Regions from separate parts of the Homo sapiens genome. Here region 2 is linked to region 1. Evidence: chromatin loops called from intact Hi-C (ENCODE). Cell type or tissue: PC-3. All regions are shown on one strand. Links, peaks and the distances in the headings refer to the core of each region. The heading gives the core; the rest is flanking DNA.

The links. A loop is a pair of places that touch in the nucleus more often than their neighbours do. Peaks named below come from ENCODE experiments on the same cell type or tissue, not always from the same donor. Only the 100,000 strongest peaks of a DNase experiment are listed, where the experiment ranks them.
Region 2: it touches region 1 in a loop (2.0-fold over the local background); 6 of 110 quality-filtered maps call a loop at or near these places.

Annotation. Positions count from the first base shown.
Region 1 is chr5:128,114,830-128,127,149 of GRCh38, reverse strand. The region is part of intron 4 of SLC12A2 (solute carrier family 12 member 2); the gene reads right to left. Among named protein-coding and RNA genes, the nearest start is that of SLC12A2, 37 kb to the right of the region's middle. In PC-3, for the core only: no CTCF peak of the experiment used is centred there; a DNase peak (open chromatin) is centred at 5,279.
Region 2 is chr5:128,168,857-128,181,176 of GRCh38, reverse strand. SLC12A2 (solute carrier family 12 member 2) reads right to left here. Exons shown (of 27, transcript NM_001046.3): 19 at 9,431-9,510; 20 at 6,511-6,636; 21 at 4,025-4,072; 22 at 2,488-2,610; 23 at 183-294. Among named protein-coding and RNA genes, the nearest start is that of SLC12A2, 91 kb to the right of the region's middle. In PC-3, for the core only: no CTCF peak of the experiment used is centred there; no DNase peak of the experiment used is centred there.

The DNA of each region.
Region 1 (12,320 bases), core at 2,076-10,075:
ACCCCATCTCAAAAAAAAAAAAAAAAAAAAAAATTCCAGACCAATATTCCTTATGATCATACTCAAAAATTGTTAAACTATTAGCAAGTAAAATTCGACAGAAACGATAATATCTCTGACCCGGTGAAGTTTATCCTACAAATGCTAGGTTGTTTTAGATGCAAAAAAAAAAAAAAAAAAAAATATATATATATATATATATATATATGTAGGTTGTGATAATAGAATAAGGGAAGAAAAAAAACATACAGTTCAACAGATGCAGGAGAATCATGACAAAATTCACCATCCATTTAGGATAAATATGCTCAGCAACTCAGAAATAGAACTAAATCTGACAAATGACATTTTAAAACCTTATAGTTAACAGTGATATTGAACTCATTCCCTCTAAGACTAGGAACAAGGAAAGGATGTTTATTCTCAACACTTCTAGTCACCATTGTTCCATAGGTCTTAGGTAGTTCAAAAGGCAAGAAAAAGAGGAAAAGTCCTAGAGATTTGAAAGAAAAAGTAAAAACCATCTCTATTCAGATGACAAATCTTGGCTATTGTGAACAGTGCTGCAACAAACATGGGAGTGCAGCTATCTCTCCAATATACTGATTTCCTTTCTTTTGGGTATATACACAGCATTGGATCATATGGTAGCTCTATTTTTAGTTTTCTGAGGAACTTCCAAACTGTCCTCCATAGCGGTTATACTAATTTACATTCCCACCAACAGTGTACAAGAGTTCTATTTTCTCCACATCCTCTCCAGCATCTGTTACTGCCTGATTTCTTTATATGATTTGCATTTCTCTGATGACCAGTGATGTTGAGTGCCTTTTCATATGCCTGCTTGCCATTTGTATATCTTCTTTTGAGAAACGTCTATTCAAATCTTTTACCCATTTTTAAACTGGATTATTAGATTTTGTTCCGAGAGTTGTTTGAGCTCCTTATATATTTAGGTTGTTAATCCAATTTTTTGGGCAGAAATTGGCATATCTAAGTCAAAAATTTATATGAAAATGCTAAAGATCTAGAAAAGCCAAAACAATTATGAAAAAGAAGAACAAAGTTAGAAGACTTAGGACTTACTGTGAAGCTAAGCAATCAATACAAGATAGTACCAGCATAGGATACACAAACAAATCAATGCAACAGAATTCAGTCCAGATGATAGACAACTGATTTTTCAACAATGGTATCAAAAACAACTCAATAAGAAACAGATAGCTGTTTCAAAAAATGGTGCCAAAACAAGTGGATATGTGTACAAGGATGGGGGCAAGAAGGGTAGGGAGAAAAACAACTACACTCTCCATCTCACATTATACTCCAAAATTAATTTGAGATTGTCCACAGATAAAAATCTAAAAACTGAAACTATAAAGCTTCTAGAAGAAAATATAGGAGAATATCTTCATGGCCTTGGGATAGGCAAATATTTCTACCATGAACAAAGCACTAGCATAAAAAAAAAGAGAAACCGGACTTCATCAAAATGGTAAACGTCTCTTCACTGAAAGACATGATTAAGAAAATGATAAAAATGGTAAGACAAGCCACAGACTGAGAACAAATACACACAATATATATGTCAAACCGAATAACATAACTAGATATATAGAAAAATCTACAAATCAGTAACAAAAAGACAATCCAATTTTTAAATTGGCTAAAGATGTGACTACATCCCAAAAGAAGATTGTACAAGTGGCCAGTAAACACATAAAAAGATGCTCCTCATCATTGAACATCAAGCAAATAGCCCAAACTCCTCCTTGCCACCTACCACTCTCTCCATACACTTCCACTGTGGTCTGTAGGTGTGGCCTCATAGAATCCTGGTACTAAACTTCTCATTTCACACGCAGTAAGGCTGAGATTCAGAATCTGTGACTTTAAGCCATAGGTGAACAGTAAAGCTGTGAGAAGACTCGAGCAATCTGTTATTTAGTCCCATAACTAAAATCAAAACTAAAATGACTGCCTGACCTATCTCTTATTATTGTTTTAAGAGTTAAAATCCTTTGGAAAAAATAAAGCCCGATCACAATTCCATCTTAAACTCAGGCAAAATACTGAAATTATTTTCCTTGCTGTGATGTTGTGATGTAAGAAGAAATATATATTTGGTCTTCATCCAAGGTTACTGCAACAGAGCTTATAAAACCCTTGGAATTTACTGATCAGGTGAGAAAAGCATCTTTTGTTATTTAAAATAAGCCCCTTCAAATCTACCTCAGTTTACGGTAATAAGGTGACTTGGTGGGCCCTTACATAGCTTCCGGATTGGACAGTGCTAGTTGCTAGAGGAACAACTATGTGATTAGAGGGTTAGCACTTTCAATACCCCCATTACCCACCCCAGCTCCCACCCCTCACACCTTAGGGGAGAAGAGAAGGGAGAGGCACTAGAAATTGAGCTAATCATTAATGGCCAATGATTTAATCAATCGTGGCTATATAATGGAAAACTATAAACAAAGGGGTTTAGAGAACTCAGGCTGGTGAACACAGAGGTGCCAGGAGGATGGCACTTGGAGAGGTCATGGAAGCTCTGCATCCCTTCTCCCATACCATCCTTTACTCAACTCTTTTATTTGGCTCTTTCTGTGTTGTAGCCTTTATTATAAACTGATGATAGTAAGCTGTTTTCTTAAGTTCTAGGAGCCATTTTAGCAAATTATCAAACCTGAGGAAGGGGCTGTGGAAACCCCCAATATATAGCCAGTTGGTCAGAGGTACAGGAGGCCTGGAATTGCAACTGGCATTTGAAGTGGGAGTAGTCTTGTGAGATGCAGCTCTTAACCTATAGGGTCTGCAACAACTCTGGGAAATTAGTGTCAAATTTTAATCAAATTGTTGGATACCCAATTAGTGTCCAGAAAGTTGGGGAATTGGTTTGTGTGGGGAAAACCCACACATTTGGAGTCAGAAGTGTGTAAAACAAGAAACAGATCCTAGTAGTATTGCTATTACCTAATGTGCAGAACTTCATGAATGGTGTTAAGAGTCACAAGGGCTTTTGCCAAGATGAATGGAATGGCACAGAGTCTAGAAATAGACTCACACTGTAGGGTCAATTAATTTCTGAGAAAAGCACAAAGGTAAGTAAACAGAAAAGAGATCACCTTAACAGACGGTGCTGGAATAACTGGATATCCATATGAATACTGATTCACATTTCACAATATATACAAAAGCTAGCTACAAATGGTAATATATCTAGCTGAAAACCTAAAGCTGTAAAACCTCTAGAAGAAAACACAGAAGAAAATCTTTGAGACCCCAGGCTAGGGAAAGGTTTCTTAGATACCATTCCAAAAGCACAATCCAAAAAGGAAAAAGTGATGAACTGGACATAGCTAAAACTATAAGCTACTTTTCTAATGATGCCATTGAAGGAATGAAATGACAAGCCATATACTCAAGACAAAAAAACTATAAATCATTTATTTGATAAAGTAGTTGTATCTAGAACCTCTCAAAACTCAATAGTAAGAACTCTCAATACAATAAATAACCCTTCAAAATATGAGTAGACACTTATAGTACATGAGAAGATACCCAACATCTTTAGCCATTATGGAAGCACAAATGAAAACTATCCTAAGATACCACTACGCACATACTAGAATGAAAAATAAAAAGGACCATACCAACTGTTGGTGAGGATACAGATACGGAACAAGTGAAACTCACTGTTGGTTGGAATAGAAAGTGAAAATTTTGTAAAAATAAAGTTTTCTTGGTGTATTGAGGAAAGAATCAAAGGGTGACAATAATGAAATACATTCCAGTATCCTGGTTTACAAATAAAAATAAGGAGTTTGCCTCTTAATGTTTGGCAAATTTTCTCTATTTTATTGCCATTATTTTATCAAATAGGGAAAGGTGAGGTGACAAACATGGAATCTTCCAACCAGGATTAGGTGTTATCTTATTGTGAATGATCACCAGAATAATTCAATTAAATTTTAAGATACAAGAGGCAAAGACATATAACCCTAATTCTGCAGCAAACAATTTTGGAACCAAGCTGAAGTATTAATAATAAACTGCATAAACTGGCAAAACTGAAAGGTCACCAATGAGTAAAGAAAAAACCCATGCTGAAAATTCTATTACTTGCCAGATTCGTATCTGAGCTATTTGTAGAATACAAATAGTGTTTTACTGAACTGAAAACATAAAGTTATGTTAAATTTAATAAACCTCATAATACAACTGTGTTTTACAGCTGCTTCAAACATTTCATTGATCTGAAAAGTTATAATTTCAAAGAAACTAGCTATTAAAAAAAGGAACTATGGAGCTGAATTCTAACTTAGAACTCCTTGCTTGATAATGGTAGGAACTAATAGTTACACAATGGATAAAACAAAAAAATTTGACAATCAATGATAATCTGATTTTTCAAATGCAGAAAGCACTTTTCTGTCACAGTACGTGGAAAAAGTTTTTCCTTATTTCCAATGTTTTTGGCTTTATCTATTTACAAAAATGAGGAGGTACTCAATTATTTCAGAGAAAAGTAAAAGATATGAGTACATAAAATTGTGACTTATGTAGACATTCTAAAAATTCACAAGCAGAATCTGCATAAAAATTAATTTTGTTAAAAAATGGGTATAATTGATTTTTTGTTCTCACTATCCATGTAAATGTTAAATGTGACTAACCACAATGTTGCATTACATAAGATAATGTATGTCAACACCATGGCATCATGCCTAGCAGTTAGTTCTCAAAAAATAATAGCTACTATTATTACCTCAATGTAAACTCCAATAACATAGCATTTTGTCTTTCACTGTTAAAAACCCAGTGTCTGTCACAAAATGCTCAACAATTGTCAGCTGATTGACTAAAGTACAAGTAACATAAAACTTCATCATGGAATAGGCAAGTTTATGTTGATTTTAGATTTTGGAAACTTCAGAACTACCTATCTGAAGTTTTATGTAACCAAGGCTTTTATCTGAAAAGATACTGACCTCTGCTTTTAACTTAGTCAACTAAATGCCCCCAAGCAAAAAGTGGTTGAGGAAACTTTCCTTTGTATTGCTCAGTTCATATAATACAGTATTAATTAAAACCAAGAATTTACAGTCTTCATCTTATGAACGGCTGCCTGCAGTTGTCCTCTATTCTATGAATGAGTCTAAATTCATGGATTAATTAAAGATGGGACAACTCTGGTCTGTGTAATCTAGGAAATGCAGATCTGAGTGAAGGTGGCTGCTGGCCAGCACCATCCAAGTTGCAAAACCTGTTGTACAGATCCGTGGAAACTCTATAAAATCCAAGCTCTCAAGAACACTGCTATGATTCGTAGAACAGGAAAGGGCTCTAAAATCCCTGTAGCCTGCAATAATCTGAAAAGCATTAATGTGTCTTGCAGGCAGGGATTATGACAGAAATAAAGTAAACGTTATCAGTTCCTTGGCACTGCTATTCTTATGTGGAAGGCAGAGAACTTAAGTGATGATTCTCTAATCTGCTTCCAGTAACTTTAAATAGTACCCCAAATCAGCCGGGCGCAGTGTCTCAAGCCTGTAATCCCAGCACTTTGGGAGGCTGAGGCGGGCAGATCACGAGATCAGGAGATCGAGACCATCCTGGCTCACACAATGAAACCCCATCTCTACTAAAAATACAAAAAATTAGCCGGGCGTGGTGGCAGGTACCTGTAGTCCCAGCTACTCGGGAGGCTGAGGCAGGAGAATGGCGTGAACCCAGGAGGCAGAGCTTGCAGTGAGCCGAGATCGTGCCACTTTACTCCAGCCTGGGCAACAGAGCAAGACTCTGTCTCAAAAAAAAACGGTAATAAAAATAAAAAAATAGTACCCCACATCAGTACTAAAATTGAATCAAGCCTGAAACTAAGCATGTTTTATTTTCTACATTTTGACTTTTTCAGAAACCTTGCATGTTTCCATTACATGAGACTTTAAAGTTGGACATTATTACATTTGTTTACAAGTTAATAACAAAGTACAACTTTTCTAGATTGATATCTGTTTAATCTCTAAAATGTACTGTTAAAGCCAAAGTTAAAATTAATTAGTAATATTAAATCTCTCCTATGGCAAAATGTACATAACACTAGGGAAAATTCACTGAATTCACACTTCCGCAAAGCTGCAAACACATAATTTTCAAGATAAGAATAAAACATTATTCAATTAATAAAATATAAACACGTTATAATTCAGTTAAGAATCAAGATAAATAAACAGGCATTATCTCAAATTAGTTAACATTAATTTTTATTTATTTTATTTATTATTATTATTATACTTTAAGTTTTAGGGTACATGTGCACAATGTGCAGGTATGTTACATATGTACACATGTGCCATGCTGGTGTGCTGCACCCATTAACTCGTCATTTAGCATTAGGTGTATCTCCTAATGCTATCCCTCCCACCTCCCCTCACCCCACAACAGTCCCCAGAGTGTGATGTTCCCCTTCCTGTGTCCATGTGTTCTCATTGTTCAATTCCCATCTATGAGTGAGAACATGCAGTGTTTGGTTTTTTGTCCTTGCGATAGTTTACTGAGAATGATGATTTCCAATTTCATCCATGTCTCTACAAAGGACATGAACTCATCATTTTTTATGGCTGCATAGTATTCCATGGTGTATATGTGCCACATTTTCTTAATCCAGTCTATCATTGTTGGACATTTGGGTTGGTTCCAAGTCTTTGTTATTGTGAATAGTGCCACAATAAACATACGTGTGCATGTGTCTTTATAGCAGCATGATTTATAGTCCTTTGGGTATATACCCAGTAATGGGATGGCTGGGTCAAATGGTATTTCTAGTTCTAGATCCCTGAGGAATCGCCACACTGACTTCCACAATGGTTGAACTAGTTTACAGTCCCACCAACGGTGTAAAAGTGTTCCTATTTCTCCACATCCTCTCCAGCACCTGTTGTTTCCTGACTTTTTAATGATTGCCATTCTAACTGGTGTGAGATGGTATCTCATTGTGGTTTTGGTTTGCGTTTCTCTGATGGCCAGTGATGATGAGCATTTTTTCATGTGTCTTTTGGCTGCATAAATGTCTTCTTTTGAGAAGTGTCTGTTCATATCCTTTGCCCACTTTTTGATGGGGTTGTTTGTTTTTTTCTTGTAAATTTGTTTGAGTTCATTGTAGATTCTGGATATTAGCCCTTTGTCAGATGAGTAGGTTGGGAAAATTTTCTCCCATTCTGTAGGTTGCCTGTTCACTCTGATGGTAGTTTCTTTTGTTGTGCAGAAGCTCTTTAGTTTAATTAGATCCCATTTGTCAATTTTGGCTTTTGTTGTCATTGCTTTTGGTGTTTTAGACATGCAGTCCTTGCCCGTGCCTATGTCCTGAATGGTAATGCCTAGGTTTTCTTCTAGGGTTTTTATGGTTTTAGGTCTAACGTTTAAGTCTTTAATCATCTTGAATTAATTTTTTATAAGGTGTAAGGAAGCCAAAAGAACAAAGCTGGAGGCATCACACTACCTGACTTCAAACTATACTACAAAGCTACAGTAACCAAAACAGCATGGTACTGGTACCAAAACAGAGATATAGATCAATGGAACAGAACAGAGCCCTCAGAAATAATGCTGCATATCTACAAGTATCTGATCTTTGAGAAACCTGAGAAAAACAAGCAATGGGGAAAGGATTCCCTATTTAATAAATGGTGCTGGGAAAACTGGATAGCCACATGTAGAAAGCTGAAACTAGTTAACATTAATTTTTAAAAACTATGCATCAAGTTTAAAATGGGGCTCTTTGAATTAAAATTACTAAACAATAAACATAATGTTCCCCAACCTTTGAATAGTGTTTTAAGAAAATTTATTTCCTCATTAATTCCCTTAATAGTCAACTTTCAGTCTACAAAAAGTTCAGATGGGTTCACCAGACATCACTCTTCCCACAGCATTTTTCCATTTCCTTTTAAGACACCAGTCCTCTGGATAATTCTAGCTCTATTACCGTCCTCTCTAAGTAGCCCTTACAAGGTAGGCAGTCAAAATCAAATCTTAGCAGTTGAGCTGTAGGAAATCCAACTCAGGGATTCTTGGTACCACCAAGAAGTATAGTTTATAGTTTATAGCTAAAATGGCAAACAAAACTCATACCTACACATTGAATCCCAAGTTTGTTTTAAACCATTAACTCTCCTCTCCATCTTTTTTCGAGCCTTGAATAAGAAGGGTTCCTTGCTCCATAGAGATTCCCAGTCTGGAATTTTCTGTCATCACCCTATGCTGTCATTTAAAAAGTTCCTCTCTCCTCTGGATATTCTATAAAATGTTTCCTGGAGATATTGGCATAATGTGATTCAGATTTAATTTGTTGGGAAACAATACTTCACAGGTATTCTTATCAAGTAAAAGCTTTACAGAAGTTGGAATTAAAAAAAAATTATTTCAATAGTTTTTGGGGAACAGGTGGTTTTTGGTTACATGGGTAAGTTCTTTAATGGTGATTTCTGAGATTTTGGTGCATTCATCACCCAAGCAGCATACACTATACCCAATGTGTGGTTGTGTGGCCTTTTATCCCTCACCCACCTCCCACCCTTCCACCCGCATCCCCAAAGTCTATTATATCATTCTTATGCCTTTGCATCCTGATAGCTTACCTCCCACTTATAAGAAAGAATACATGAGATTTGTTTTCCATTCCTGAGTTACTTCACTTAGAATGATGGTCTCCAACTCCATGCAGGTTGCCGCAAATGCCATTATTTCATTCCTTTTGATGGCTGAATAGTATTCCATGGTGTATATATACCACATTTTCTTTATCCACTCACTGGTTGATAGGCATTTAAGTTTGGTTCCACATTTTTATAATTGTGAATTCTACTGCTATAAACATGTGTGCACAAGTGTCTTTTTCATATAATGACTTATTTTCCTTTGTTTGGGTAGATTACCCAGCAGGAAGACTGCTGTATCAAATGGTAGTTCTACTTTTAGTTAAGGAATCTCCATACTATTTTACATAGTGGTTATATTAGTTTACATTTCCACCAACAGTGTAAAAGTGTTCCCTTTTCATAACATCCACACCAACATCTGTTATTTTTATTATTTTTTTTAATTAAGGCCATTCCTGCAGGAGTAAGATGGTATCTCATCGAGGTTTTAATTTGCATTTCTCTGATAATTAGTGATGCTGAGCATTTTTTCGTATGTTTCTTGGCCATATGTACATCTTGTTTTGAGAATTGTCTATTCATGTCCTTTGCCCATTTTTTGATGGGATTGATATTTTCTTGCTGATTTGAGTTCCTTGCAGATTTTGCATTATTAGTCCTTTGTCAGATGTAGAGTTGGCAAATATTTTCTCCTACTCTGTGGGTTGTCTGTTTACTCTGGCTGATTATTTCTTTTGCTGTGCAGAAGCTTTTTAGTTTAATTAGGTCCCATTTAGTTTTGTTTTTGTTAAATTTGCTTTTGGGTTTTTGGTCATGAATTCTTTGCCTAAGCCAATGCCTAGAAGAGTTTTTCCAATGTTATCTCCTAGAATTTCTATGGTTTCAGGTCTTAGATTTAAGTCTTTGAACCATACAAAGTTGGAATATTCTAAGTCTCTTTCCTCCTTTACTCATTATGTAGAGCAATTATCTGAAGAACAAATCTCATCGACTTCTTGGTTACCTTGAGTTGAGGAAAGAAACCTTTCAGGAGTTTGATTCAACACTATTTATTTATCAATTTTCATAAGATGGTTCCCGAGTATGTTTCAAAGGTGAAAAGTGAGATTTTTTGGTTTGTTTCATTGTTAACTTATGGATTTACATCCATATTTTCATATATTTTCATCCAAATCAGTTATCATCATTACTGCTGTTCAAATTATCCAAACTTTAGCCAGTGTTAGCTCCTTTAGGTTGACTCTTAGGTCCTTTTGATATGAAACTAGTAGTGCTCAATACTTTGGATCTGAAAAGGTGTCTAAGCTCATTTCCTGCCCAGATAAGGAATCAATTTTTTCTCTAAAGTCCGTTGGTTCTTTTGAGTGGAAATACACAACATGGGCACAAGAATTGCTTATTGCCACTGAGCTGGTCATTTATTATAGGTCACTTTAATGGAAAAAACTAAAAAATATGTACTTTCAGGATAAATTTTAAGACTAATACTTTCAATTTAGAATCCTGAATACAGGTGTAATGTGATCTCAGTTTTATGCCTGTATCTAGTTTCTCCCACGTGGAAAATATTTTTTTCATGATACCAAAATAAACCATGTTAGGGGTTTCCAAATCTGAGTCAGATACAGAGGAGACAGAAGGGGCTTACATTCACTAAAAGAATCTCTTGAAAACACTAATTGCAGATGATGCAGCTCATACATATTCTATAAAGACCATCCAGCTGTCCAAAGTCACTAAGTGAAAAATGAATGCCTTCTAAGAAAGCTTCGTAGTATCTGGTCACTCTTTAAATTAATAACTTTCTCTTTTATCTTCTATGGGTTTCATTATTTCACCAAATGTATCACCTTCTTGATCGTATGAACACCTCATAACAGAATTTCAAGTGGTTTTTACCCTCTAGGTTCTTCCTTTGTGAACAGATTTTTCAGGAAACTCATGCAAAATTATAATATATAGTCATTTTTTGGGACAGATCTGTGTGGGTTCCACACTCTCGTACTTTCCCTGGCAGTCCAGGACAGAAGACTGCACACAAAGTCTATCAGGCAGATGTATTTGTAAAGAGATATATATATATATATATATATATTTATATATACACACTACCAATGGTATATATATGTAAACTACAAATGGTATTATTGAAAAATGAAATGGCTTTTTGGTCACAATCTTGCAAAATCTCTACCTTCCAAAAATCTGATTCAAATGGGGGAAAAGCATGAAGTTAATGTTGCCAGTGGCTTCATGCCCCATTCCTTTTGAGGCTCACAGCCTAGATTCTAAGGTCTGAGGAAAAGGAGAAATTCTTTGATGATTTGCTGATCCCCTACAAATACACAGCATCCCAGCCCATTTCTCTTCCCACTTTCATTCCCCAGTTGTGGCAGAGAGAAATGAAGCATGGAGTACCCAGTTCACGAGAAGCCAAAAAGAATCTCTCAACATTATCTGACTAACTCTGCTGAACATATCCACACTGTATATCCCAATATAGCTCAATCCAGGCTAACAGAAGCATAAAACTTCAGTCAACAGTGATGAATGCTCAGCATAGTCATAATCATATTGATACAAGATACCAGCCTCCAAGGGTCACAGTGATTTGGATCCTCTGGTGTCTAAAACATATAAAGACAATGGTGAAAAATGAAAAGCTCAATCTGGTTCTCTGTCTCTATCCCTCCCACACCCAAATACTTGATGCAGGTAAAGTGGAAATTGTGTTATATAATGTCAAAAAGGGATATTCAAAACAGTTGAGGCAGATGAAATAGATCTTTTCTCAGTTGATTTGCTACCATGACTTTACAGGTGCTGGCAGACATTTTGTCTCCTTTCTCCAGGGATCTTCTCACTCTGACTGAAGAGTTTTGATTTGGAAAATGGAATTCTTTTCTTCTTGTTTTCAGGGATCCTGATTCCATTCTCCCGTAGTCTCTTAGGTCCTCTTCCTAGGGAGGGTAAAAATCTCACAAGGCAGATCTTATAGACTCTAATGAGAGGCCTCATAGTGCCCACAGAAAGCTAGACTTGAAAGTATGAATTTAAAGTCCCAGGGCCAGGTGCGGTGGCTCACACCTGTAATCCCAGCACTTTGGGAGGTCAAGGCAGGCAAATTACCTGAGGTCAGGAGTTCAAGCCCAGCCTGGCCAACATGGCAAAACGCCATCTCTACTAAAAATACAAAAATTAGCCGGGCGTGGTGGTGCACGTCTGTAATCCTAGCTACTCAGGAGGCTGATGCAGAAGAATCACTTAAACCTGGGAGGCAGAGATTGCACTGAGCCAAGATCATGCCACTGCACTCCAACCTGGGTGAGAGTGAGACTCCATCTCCAAATAAATATATTAATTAATTTACAGTCCCAGGTATAGCTCACGCAATGCTATTAGATCATGGGGAAGGTATACTGCCTCAGTTTTCCTCAATAGGGGATGGAGGTGGGGAATGAGGTTACCCCAATACAATGTTGAACAAATGCCAGGAGCATGTTGCTGACTGATCCAAGGGCAAGCCTTGGAGGAGGCAATTAAGATGCAGCCCAGTGGATAAGAGACCAAAGTAGATGCTCCATTCTTGCTACGAGACACACTGAATAACTTAAAAGCTTATGTGTATGAGTTGACATAAAATTTTACATTGAAATATAC
Region 2 (12,320 bases), core at 2,560-10,559, 54 kb before region 1:
TATTTACTAGTTAAACATGAAGACTAAAGAGAACAAGGTTATATTTAAAATTTTTAACTTCAGTAAAGAACAAAGCAAGATAATAGACATTTTCTGGATTGTCTAATTTTTATCCTATCAAATTTATACTGTAGCAATGAAGTGCTAATAGATTCATGCCCTTCAATGTGAAATAAACTTACGCTCTCCGGTCATGGTCTATTCTGTTTATCTTTCCACCAATGAATACTCTGATCTTACAGTCTTTCCATTTTTTCTTGGTCGTCAGAAGGTAAGGTATCAATAAGGTCAAACCTGAATTATAAAAATGTAATAAATCATTTACTAAATGCAAATTTCTTAATCAGGAACATCAATTTAGTCTCGAAAAACATGTTTACTACAACTCCATATGAAACAAAAATCTTTCTGTCCTTCCTTGATAATTCAGTCAAAAAGCCATTAGCAGACCTGAGAAACAAGGGACTCCTAACGGAGTCTGATCCCATTCAAGGAAGGTAGCCAAATGGGATAGTGGCCTGGTAAGGTCGAGATCAGTCACATACAACAGGATTGAGAAAATAAGTATAATTATTGACCTTAGCAGGAGCCATGTTTAACACTGAAATTAGAAATATGAAAAGGGAGAAGCTGGACTGAAATTGCTTTTTGATCTCCATTTATATCTCCACAGACACACACACAAGGAGTTCCTGGCTCTGTCCATGGAGAAGGCCTGGGAGCAGTGACACTCCAGTAGACACAAGCATATCCAATGCCCTGATCTTTGTTTCTAAACACTATGATTCAGTAAAAGGAACCAGCATTCCTTGGAAAGGGTTACTTTCGTGGCTGTGAAGGGAAAGTGCAAAACAATAAAACTGAGCCTGGAACATCTTCTTGTATTAGAAAATAACCCAAAAGAATGGGCTGGGCGTGGTGGCTCACACCTGTAATCCCAGCACTTTGGGAGGCCGAGGTGGGTGGATCACGAGGTCAGGAGATCGAGACCATCCTGGCTAACACGATGAAACCCCATCTCTACTAAAAATACTAAAAAATTAGCTGGGCATGGTGGCAGGTGCCTGTAGTCCCAGCTACTCGGGAGGCTGAGGCAGGAGAATGGTGTGAACCCGGGAGGCGGAGCTTTCAGTGGGCCGAGATTGCGCCACTGTACTCCAGCCTGGGTGGCAGAAAAAGACTCAGTCGCAAAAAAAAAAAAAAAAAAAAAAAAAAAAAAAAAAAAAAAGGAACGATTGGGACATGATAAATGGAAACAAATGAGCCTAAGGAGGATTCTGCTGGCGAAATATAGGACAATTGGAACATCAAAACAAATGAAAGTAACAAATTATATCCTGGAATAGTTCGGATATCAGCCCCTACCCAAATCTCACGGTGAACTGTAATTAATCCCCAGTGCTGGAGGTGGAGCTTAGTGGGAGGTGTTTGGATCATGGGGGTCAGTCCCTCAAGGTTTGGTGCTTGTCTTTGTGATAGTTCTCATGAGACCGGGTGATTTAAAAGTGTGTGGCATCTCTGTCTCCTCTCTATGACTCTCTCACTCTTGCTTTCATCATGTGATGTGCCTGTTCCTGCTTTGCCTTCTGCCATAAGTAAAAGCTCCCTGAGGCTTCTCTAGAAGCTGAGTGATGTCAGGACCATGCTTGTGTGGTCTGCAGAATCATCAGCAGATTAAACCTCTTTTCTTTAGAAACTACCCAGTCTCAGGTATTCCTTCAAAGCAACACAAGAACAGTCTAATACATATCCCACTGAATATCAATAAAATAGGAATCAATGAGTCCACACTGACAGAAATAAAGAGCTCTTCCTTACAATAAAATGCCAACTAATAAATGAGGAAGAAATGATGGAATAGGAGAATCATCATTTGGCAACCACAACAATAACAATACATTCAGGCAGAAACATCAATGGATCCTAAAGATAGTGGTGAAGGCTGCAAGAATAGTGTATTTACATAGTCTCAGAGTAATCCCTCTGTGCCATCCCCAATACCTGTAATTATAAAAGGGGGTGGGGTAACTTTTCAGTGAATACATGTGGTGAAAATCATATATTACTCAATGGTTAATTTCACCAGTGAAGGTACAAATCAACATCCTGTGCCACCTGATGAGATGTAGACAGAAGAGCACAGCATCACTTCTGTGATATTTCTGCCAAAGGTAGATAACCTAAAACTAATTATAATAAAACATTAACTAGCACTTCAAATTGGGTTACAGTCAACAAAATGGTTCATATTAAAAAAAAGTTAAGGTCATGAAGCTCAAGGAAATACTACTGAACAACCTCCGCATTAGGGATACTGAAGAGACCAGACAACTAAAGGCTGTGCCTGATTCTGAAATTAATCCTTTTGCTTTTGGGAATGCTGGCAAAATTTGAATGGGGTCCACAGGTAAAGAGTGCATGTCATTTCTTACTATTCTCACAATGTCAGTAAATTTAAAATCATTTTAAAAAAATTAACAACCTTACCTCCATCATCAAAAAGCCACCAGACATCAATAGTATTCTTTCCTTGTTTTTTCTGAAACTGTGTACTAGCTTCAAGAAGCTTTTGGTCAGCTACATTTAAAGGCACAATAGGGCCTTTGGATTCTAAAGGATTAAGCAAAATATAAAATGTAAGCAAAGTAAATATTAAAGTCCCTTTTGCTGAATTCCTATCATTTCCTAATGTTTGTATATTCAGATGTTTATACTACAGATAATTCAGACAATTGTATACGGCATCTACCATAAACTTTCAGTTGTTTATAATAAAAGTATACTTTATAAATGGCTAGAGAGAAATAACTCTTTACAATAGCTAAACCAATCCAAATTATCTGCCTACTTACTAATATTTTCAAGCATTCTGAATGAATGTAAGAGAATCATAAATAACAATAAAAAAAATTACAGTGAGCTGCTAGATTTTGTTTTGAAAAGCTGTTTTAGTCAAACTGGACAAATCAAGTTTATACCTGTTCTGTGAAACTATTTCTTTGGTAATCTGGTATCTCAATAATTTAAAGCTCAAAACTTTTTAAAAGACAAAGTTGTTATCTGCAATATAAATGAAAGATGGGAGTTGAAGACATACTAACACATTCTTACAATTATCACAGTGAAACCTTAGTCTAAGGAAAGACTTCTCATTTTTACCTATGTTTTGTCCCCAATATGTGGCACCCAATTCTAAAGCCATATAACCACATCTTTCTCTGAACCACAGAAAGATGGTGGGAGCTCCTTCAAAGGGCACCCATCTGCTGCAGGTCTGAGAACAATACACCAAGGAGTTCCCATTTATATTCCCAGGAGTTAAAACAAAACAAAAAACAGCATTGATTCTGTGAGCAAGCAAATGACTATCATGAAACTCCTACACCAAAATTTTAAAAGCAGAAATCCATACGAGGACATCTGATCACTTCTGTAGAATGTCACTTTTCATGCTGCTGTGATATATGCAAACATGACAAATGATTTTGCACGATGAAATAATATGGCTACCAAACCACACTGCTCCATAACTCTCACCTCTATCTCCTTCTCATAAAATTCATGTATGTTGACATGACTGTGTATCTCCCAAACGCAGCACGACTGTGAGAAATATTGTAATTTTTGAAATGAAAAATACATTAGTATCAAAATTGAGGACTTGGCTGGGTACAACTGATGGTAAAGAATGCAAGTGACACTGCAAATAAAACCTATTTCAGTGTCCCTACTTATCATCTAAACCATGCAGTTTAAATTAAAAAAAATTAATACCGGCTGTCTGGGTCTAATATTTCAGAAATGCTGTGATAATAGAAAAGAATTTGTGATATAACTCCATTTCCTGAGAATATTTAACTTTTTAGTTAGACTAATAATAATTTTTCTAATCTGCATTTATAGAACTGTAACATTACCTCACCATGGAAATAAAAACCAAGGTTAAAAAAAAGGGAATAAGGTTGGAGTTAAAGAGTTTACAGTATGAAAAAGGGTTTAAAATAAAATGATGAAAAATGCCTGCCTTTTTTCAACAGTGGTTGAGTTGCAGTCTTGCCATCCTCTTCCTCAACTAGATTATGTTTAAAAAACACAAAAATATGTTAATTGCCTTTATATTAATAAAATAATAAAAATGTAATCAGAGCACATTTATAAACAAAATATAATATGAAGCAGCAGTCCACTGAAAAATAATCAAGACTGAAGATTAATATTTTCTGCACTGAGTGTTGAAGCTTTTAAAAAGCAAACATATTTGAGACCCCTCCCCTACAGGATGACTAACACCCCTAAATTTAATTTCTGTAAAATTACTTTTTAAATTTCAGCATATTTTTAAAATGTTTACACTTTCATACTTGAAATAAGTTGAGAAGATGTTGAACTGTGGCTTATAGGTATAAATATGACATTAAACATTGATATTGCAGATAATACATAAATTTTAAACATGCCATCACTGTGCAAATAACTGAACAGCAATTTTAGAAACATTTAATGGATATTTGTTGTTTGTAAAAAATTAATCACACTTGAAATATTAAGAAATTTGATCAGAGACATAAGTATTTTGCTTTATATAAAATGCCAGGTTATACAGGAGTGATTTTTCTCACATATATAAATTTATATATGTATGTATATACGTGTGCATTAATATTTATCCATTTATATTTAAAAATATCTACAAATATATCTGGCATTAACAATTTTCCTAATCTCATTTTGTTCCCTTAATACAAGCTTGTATTAAAATATTTGTTTATGGCATATAAAACTCTGGACTTAGGAAAGAGTATACTACAGTGGGCTCTGGAGTTAGGCTGCAAGATTGCAATCTTACCTCTACATTTATATTCCCAGGAGTTAAAACAGCTGAGTAAACTTTCATTACTGAACTTGCTTTTCTCATTTGTCGAAAGAGGTATTAGTACCTACCTCTTAAGCTTGTTATACTAATGCAAGTATTAATGCACTGAACTCTGGGCCTGGCAGAAAGTATTTGAAGGGTGTTCTTTTTGACTTCTTGCATGATGTATGCTTCAATAACCAAGATAGACACAGCTAAATACTGTGGATTTATAACAACTACACACTAATGTCTCTAATTCTGAAGACTTTTTAAAATGTATAAACGTTTCTATAGTATCTACACTGTTGACTGAGAATAACTGACTAAACAGAAAATAAACACAAAATAAAGCAAACACTAATTTCTTAAACTTGTAATGGAAAAAGAATCATTAGATTTAATATTATAGCATTCAATATTGTTCTTATAAAGCAGACATTTAATGGCATTTGTCTTTGATAATAAAAATTATAACTACGGATATGCTGCATTTGTTTAAAAGATCTCAGAAATGTCAAGGAAATCTTGACATTTAACAATTATAAAGTAAGTTAAAGGCATTTAGATTTTTACAATAAAAAGGTAAGTAGAAATGTACTGACCCAGTTTCCTGTTCTATAAAAATAATGATTTCATAAGATCGTAACATATATTAATTAGCTAATGTATGGGTAACATCCATTATAATGTTGGGTGCACGGAGTAGATGCTTGATATGTATTTCTTCTTACCCTCCCATTAAACTTCACCTATTAATTCCCAACAGATTCTGTAGAAAAAGAATGTTTGAAGCAAAAGAAAAAAACAAAAAAGAGGAAATGAAAGAATGTATAGTGTAAACTAAAATAAATGCTGGAATATAGGAACAGTTATCAGAATCAGTTTATAGAATTTTGAGGAAAAACAAAATAAATTATAATCAAGTCAGCAAAGAACTGAAAAGGAAAATGGGTGTGAACTAAACTTTACTAATACTCTAAGCCAACAAGGTAAATGAGAAGGAAAGAAATAAAAAGCAACATTACTGCTTCTAAATAATATAGAAGAGATAAACTGTACAGAGACATGATTGGTCCAAGGTTACAATTTCAGAAAAAGAATGGGAAATATTTTGCAGGAATCAAAAGTATGTTACAGTTTGATGATTCACAGCGCAGATTATTTTCTTGTTGCGTGTCAGCTGGGAATAGGACAGATGGAGATACTAGACTGAACAGAGGTAGGAGAGTGAGGGTGGGAGAGTAAGATTTGGAAGTCATCCCTCTTTTCTTCTCAAACATGACACAGATTTGTGGATGAAATTATGTGAAAGTCATGAGTTTGTTACTTTAAAATTACCATGTTCTTTCCAAATTCAGATTTAACTTATGCTTCAAATTAAAATGTTTTATTTAAAGCAACTATAAATAAAAACACAGAAGCCATATTAGTAAATAACTAGCATGGTTTCTGTTTGATGATCTACTCTAATACCTTACACAGCTAGTCATTTTGTAGCCATTTTTGAAAGCCATAAATTTTACCTGACCAGCTAGAAATGACCAGTACAAGTTTGAGAACAGGTTATTTTTATAAGACATATTATATAATTAAAAATATTTCTCCCAAATTAAAACATTACTATTAATAAGACTTATTGTTTGAATGAAAATTACCTTTGTGTGTAATTGGTTTTTCACTGAGTGGTTTGGAAGTATCTAAATCGGACTTTTTACTATATTCCACACTTACTACCACATCCTTGGTGCCAGGAGATTTCTCTTGTGATGACAATAATTCTTCTGTAGACAGAAAATTATTTAAAATAGTATCTAAGTCATATTTTAACTGTTAAATAAGGCATTATGGTTTAGTAATTAAACTATTATGAAAAAATAAGTTTATTATAAATGGCTTCTTATTTAAACAACTATGATAATCTGTTTGAAATGACTATTCATTTAAATACATAAACCACAACTAGGTTACAGGTTGAATATCCTGATCTGAAAGTCTGAAACTTTTTACATGCCTAACATGATGCTCAATGGAGCATTTCAGATTTGGGATTTCTGGATCAGAGATGCTCAACTGGTAAGTACTATGTAATGCAAATATTCCAAAATCAACCTCTCCCCGTCCAAATTCTGAAACTCTTCAGGTTCCAAGCATTTTGGATATAGATACACAAACTGTATTTGAATTACGAGCTGGAGAATCAGTAATGAGTACAAGTCATAGGACAGTAGAATCTGGTAGACAGTAATACATAGTATGTGAATCAATTCTCTCTAAATCAATTACATAAAAAATGTAAAATGTAACAACTGTCCATAGATACGTAAGATGACAGACAACACTGAAAAACTCTACCCACTCTATAAAACCAAGACCACCAAATGGAGTCTTCCTAAGTTCATGGTGAAAGTACCATTTCTCCATTTTAAAGTAGTTTTTCTTCATTTTCTCTTTGTCAGAGTTAGTAAAGATTTAGTTTCCACCATACAAACATGTATCACAAAGACAAATATAATATAAAATTGATAGTATGTCCATAATCCTCATCACTTATTTGCGTAAATGAAGAGAAACAAAAGAAGCTACATGCCAGCACTATGCTAAGAGCTCGCAGGCCTTAATCTTCTTTTTAATCTTAACAACCAACCTGTAAGGTAAATACATTTTAACAGATAAGGAAACTGAGGCTTGGAAGTCATCAAATTTGCCTAGGCTACAAAACATCTAACAGAAAAGGCTGATATTTTTAAAGCAGATTTGCCTGACTCCAATGCCTATGCTCTTAATTCCTATTCCCAAATTCCTGTTTTAAAACTTAATGATGAATAATAAGGCATTCAAAAACATTTCACAATGATTATAAATACATGAAAATACTTTTTAAAAGTTTCAATCACATTCAAACTTCAGTAAATGATAGAACTATATAATTTATTCATCAAACTGATACGTGAAAGGGAACACTACTATTTATGTTGAGTTAACAGGTATAAGTTAGGCACTCTAAACCTCAATTCTGGTAGAGCAAGAAATAATTGAAATAGTATTTTGCCAAACCTACTCCAGATTGCTGAAAATGCATATTTGGTTACATGGATAAAGACCTCAAATTGCTTTTTTCAAAACTGCAGACTGCCCTTAAAGGGGTAAAGAGAGGGAAGATTAAAACAGTTTAAATACAGAAGCAGATACCTCTTACGTATTTAGGCTTAGCTCATTCTGATGATTTGGTTAATTAATTGATAGGGGTAATATGTTATATATGTAAATTTTCTTAAGCTTATAATTTCTTAAAGTATCAGAAAATCTTCAAAGGATATAAAAATCTTCACAGTTGTTTTTTTTTTGTTTTTTGTTTTTTGTTTTTTTTGTATTTTTTGAGTCTTGCTCTTGTCACCCAGGCTGGAGTGCAAAGGAGCAATCTCGGCTTACTGCAGCCTCTGCTTCCTGGGTTCAAGCAATTCTCCTGCCTCAGCTTCCCAAACATCTGGGATTACAAGCATGCCCCACTAATTTTTCTATTTTTAGTAGAGACGGGGCTTCACCATGCTGGTCAGACTGGTCTCAAACTCCTGACCTCTGGTCATCCACCCACCTCAGCCTCCCAGCATGCTGGGATTACAGGCATGGGCCACGGTGCCCAGCCATAGTTTTTATAAAGTTGGCAAAAGTAGTAATTATACCTTACTTAGGCTTTAATCTTCACTTTCAAAAATGCTTTAAAAGTTACACACTATATTATTATTTACATACCATTCTTGACATGTCAAAATTATACAGTAATGATTGGAGACAAAGTACATAGTGGGAAGTAGAAAGGGGGAACACATAGGGAGACCTCTGTAGTGACAGAACAGTTCTGTATCTTTATTGCAATGGTGGTTACACAAATGAACACATAAGTGGCACACAACTACACAACCACATACAAGTCTTTGTAAACTGCTGAAATCTGAAAAAGGTCTGTGGATTGTTCTAATGTCAATTTCCTGGCTTGGATATAGTACCTTAGGATAAGGCAAGATGTTATCATTGGGGGAAACTGGATGAAAGGTACAGAGGACCTCTCTACTATTTTTTGCAACTTCTTGTGAATCTATAAATATTTTTAAATTAAAAAATGTTTTTAAAAAATTTATTAGGTCTGCTGAAGATAGAAAACGTTATGACAAACTTTAGGCTTCTATCAATATGACTCTGTACAAAGCATACTTTCATAAATATGAAAATGTCTAATGATTTAGTGGTCATTTAAAAATTTTTCCTCAGGCTATTTTACTTAGGTTTGTCTGTTGGCCAGGTTTTTTAAAGACATAACTAATGTCTGTTTCTCTTAAGCTTATGCTTTGGATTGAATTTTATTCAATCCAAATAATCACTAACCATCATCCAGGTTGGTACAACGAGAAAACACAAACTTTAGTGGAGCCAAACAGATGTGATCTTAAAATGCCATACAATAAGTCCACGATACATAATTATTAAAAGTAACGAAGAGCCCAGTTTGTGAGAATATAATTTTCTAACAAAGTAGTTTATATTTTTGTAAATAAAAAACTTATTGCCAACAAAATTTACCTTGTCCTTGAAGATGAGATATATCCAGACCTTCTTTTAGGCGAATAACCACTACTCCATATTGTATGTCAAAAGCATCACTAAGAACAAAAAAACAAAAAATGAAAAAACCAAAAAAAAAATCACAAAAATTTGTGTTATCCTCTTTAAAATAAATAATAGATGATCTCTAAAATTACTTTCGGCTTTAAACGTCTGATTTTTAAAACATGCTTTGAAAATCACTTGTTGAGATATGTATGTTAGTTTCAAATTCCACAACATTCTCTTCTGTAATACCCTTGAAAACTACTTTTTAGATCTTTGTTGTACTGACATTATACCTACAGCAGCGGTTTAAAGCAGCAGCAGTATTTTTATCCTACTAAGTTAAATTATAGAAAAACTACTTTCAGAATCCCGCTATATTTATATTTGGGCTTATACCATTAAAACCAAGAGAAATACATGAAGACACACACACAAAAACCTTGATGCTACTGCGAATGATAGCAGGTTGCAGGATATGAAGAAATTCTTTTTGAAAAGACTGAGGGAATTTTAACATAATTTTAAAATTTTTACAAAACTGGTTTGAACAGTGGTTCAAAGATTTTATATACATCTGAAAATATATATTTACCTCTCCCTTTCTTTTTTTTTTTTTTTTTTGAGACAGAGTCTCGCTCTGTTGCCCAGGCTGGAGTGCAGTGGCGCAATCTTGGCTCACTACAACCTCTGCCTCCCGGTTTCAAGCAATCCTCCTGCCTCAGCCTCCCGAGTAGCTGGGAGTACAGACACACACCAGCACGCCTGGCTAATTTTTGTATTTTTAGTAGAGACAGGGTTTCACCACATTGGCCAGGCTGGTCTTGAACTCCTGACCTCGTGACCCACCTGCCTTGTCTTCCCAAAGTGCTGGGATTACAGGAGCGATCCCTTTCATTTTTAAAAACAGAAATGAGAGCATCCTATACACACAGAAAATACATTAAAATCTTGAAGACAGCTTTAAAACCAGACTTAAACCCTGGAATCTCAGTTCTGAGCATAAATCTTCATTTTAACCCAAGTTTTTCTCAAATCTACTGAAAAAATTTTAAATTCCAAAACGTCACGTTGTTCTCTGAAAGTGGTAACAGGCTTAACTTTCATCTTTAATTATTATTTTTCATTGCACAAGTAATAAGTATTCAATGTAGACATATTAAAAACAATGATATATTAAGATACAGCTATATGAAATCAAAAAGGCTAAAATCCAATAAAACAGTCAAATTATTACTCTTACTGACAAATGGAAGAATGTGTTCAGGATATAATATATGGTTATAAAAGGTCTTTTGTTGTTTTTAAATCATGGAGAGACAATTTGGCCACATTCCTATGATGAGCTAAAGTTAACAAAGTCACTGGAGAAATAAATTTAATAGGCATGTTAATCTTTCTCAGCTGTATCTTGAAAGATATAATTAATACTAGAGAAAAAATAACTATAAGCATTTTAAAAATTGTTTAATAAATCGACTAAATCAAAATCAATTTCTTTAAAGCCAGGGAATATAGCTCCCCAAGTTTACTGTGGATTAAAACAAATAAATGTTTTTGTTATAAGCTATAAAAATTGATTTGCAGCTTCAGATCTTATATACTATTAATAAAAACACAATATATAAAGCATACTTAAATTGCACAAGGTATTTAAAAATCACAGCTAAAACATCAGTGGAAGTGCAACAAGATAAAGAATGAGCAGTGTCACTGCTGTGAAACTGCTATTAATTTACATGGTTCTAAAACCAGAAAGCAGTATTTTACCTATTCTTTAACTGCTGCCTAATGTACAGGAATAATGTTTAGACTAATACTCAACTTTCAGAACACTCACTCACTTTAATCCCTAGAAAGTCAGAGTCAGAAAGACCCCTTCCAGTGTTCCATTATGAGCAACTACAACTAATAATGTGACAGGTGTATGAAAGAATTTGTAAAAAATGTCACTTTTTCTATTTTTTAGGATAATTACGTCATCTCACTGTTCTTAGGTCTTGAGAGGGAAAAAGCATAGGGTTTCATGGCTCATGGACCACATTAATCTTTCTGTCCCTAATCCCTATATACACAGAATACAAAATTAGAAAGCCACAATGAGGTTTTGCTTACAAAAACATTAATAAAACCAAAACTCAGCAGTAGTAACAACATACAACACATCAGCAGTTTTAATTTTACTAAAAGCATTTAACGATTAGTTGGTAAATCTTGTTTATCATATATATTACTAATCCATATAAAGAGATCCTTTAAAAAGTAGAGTATGAGATCCAGCTGCTTCCTCAAAGACTTTTCAAATGTCACTAATAAAACCATCATATGTGAGACAGGCAAATATATGTGGTTATAGCCAAAGATACAACAGGAGTTCCAGTAAGGAAGTAACTCCAGTGAGAAAAAAGGGTGATCAGATCAAAATTCATGGAGAAAATAGGACTTAAACTTTAATCTTAAAGCTACTTTGTAAATAAAAGTTTTTTTTAAAGGACAATTATAAGAGGAAGCAGACAGTTCTATTTCATCAGTGCTTAGGATGAGAAAAAAACTACTCCTCAAATCAAGTATGGCATAGTGGAGAGGGAATGCTTATCTTCAGTATAAACAAGATAAATAGGTTAGGCAAATCTTAGAATAGTAGGAAAAGAAGTACTTTTCAAGATTAAGAAGAAAATCTGGCAAAAACAAAAAAAAAGTTTTATTGTTATTAAACAAAAAGTATGTGGTAGATTACATTAAACATCCACAAAATCCACAAACAGAACACAACCAGAAAGACAAAGTAGCAAAGAATAAAAAAGAACGCACTATACCAAGGGTCCCCAATACCTGGGTCATGGACCAGTAATGAGCCAGGCTT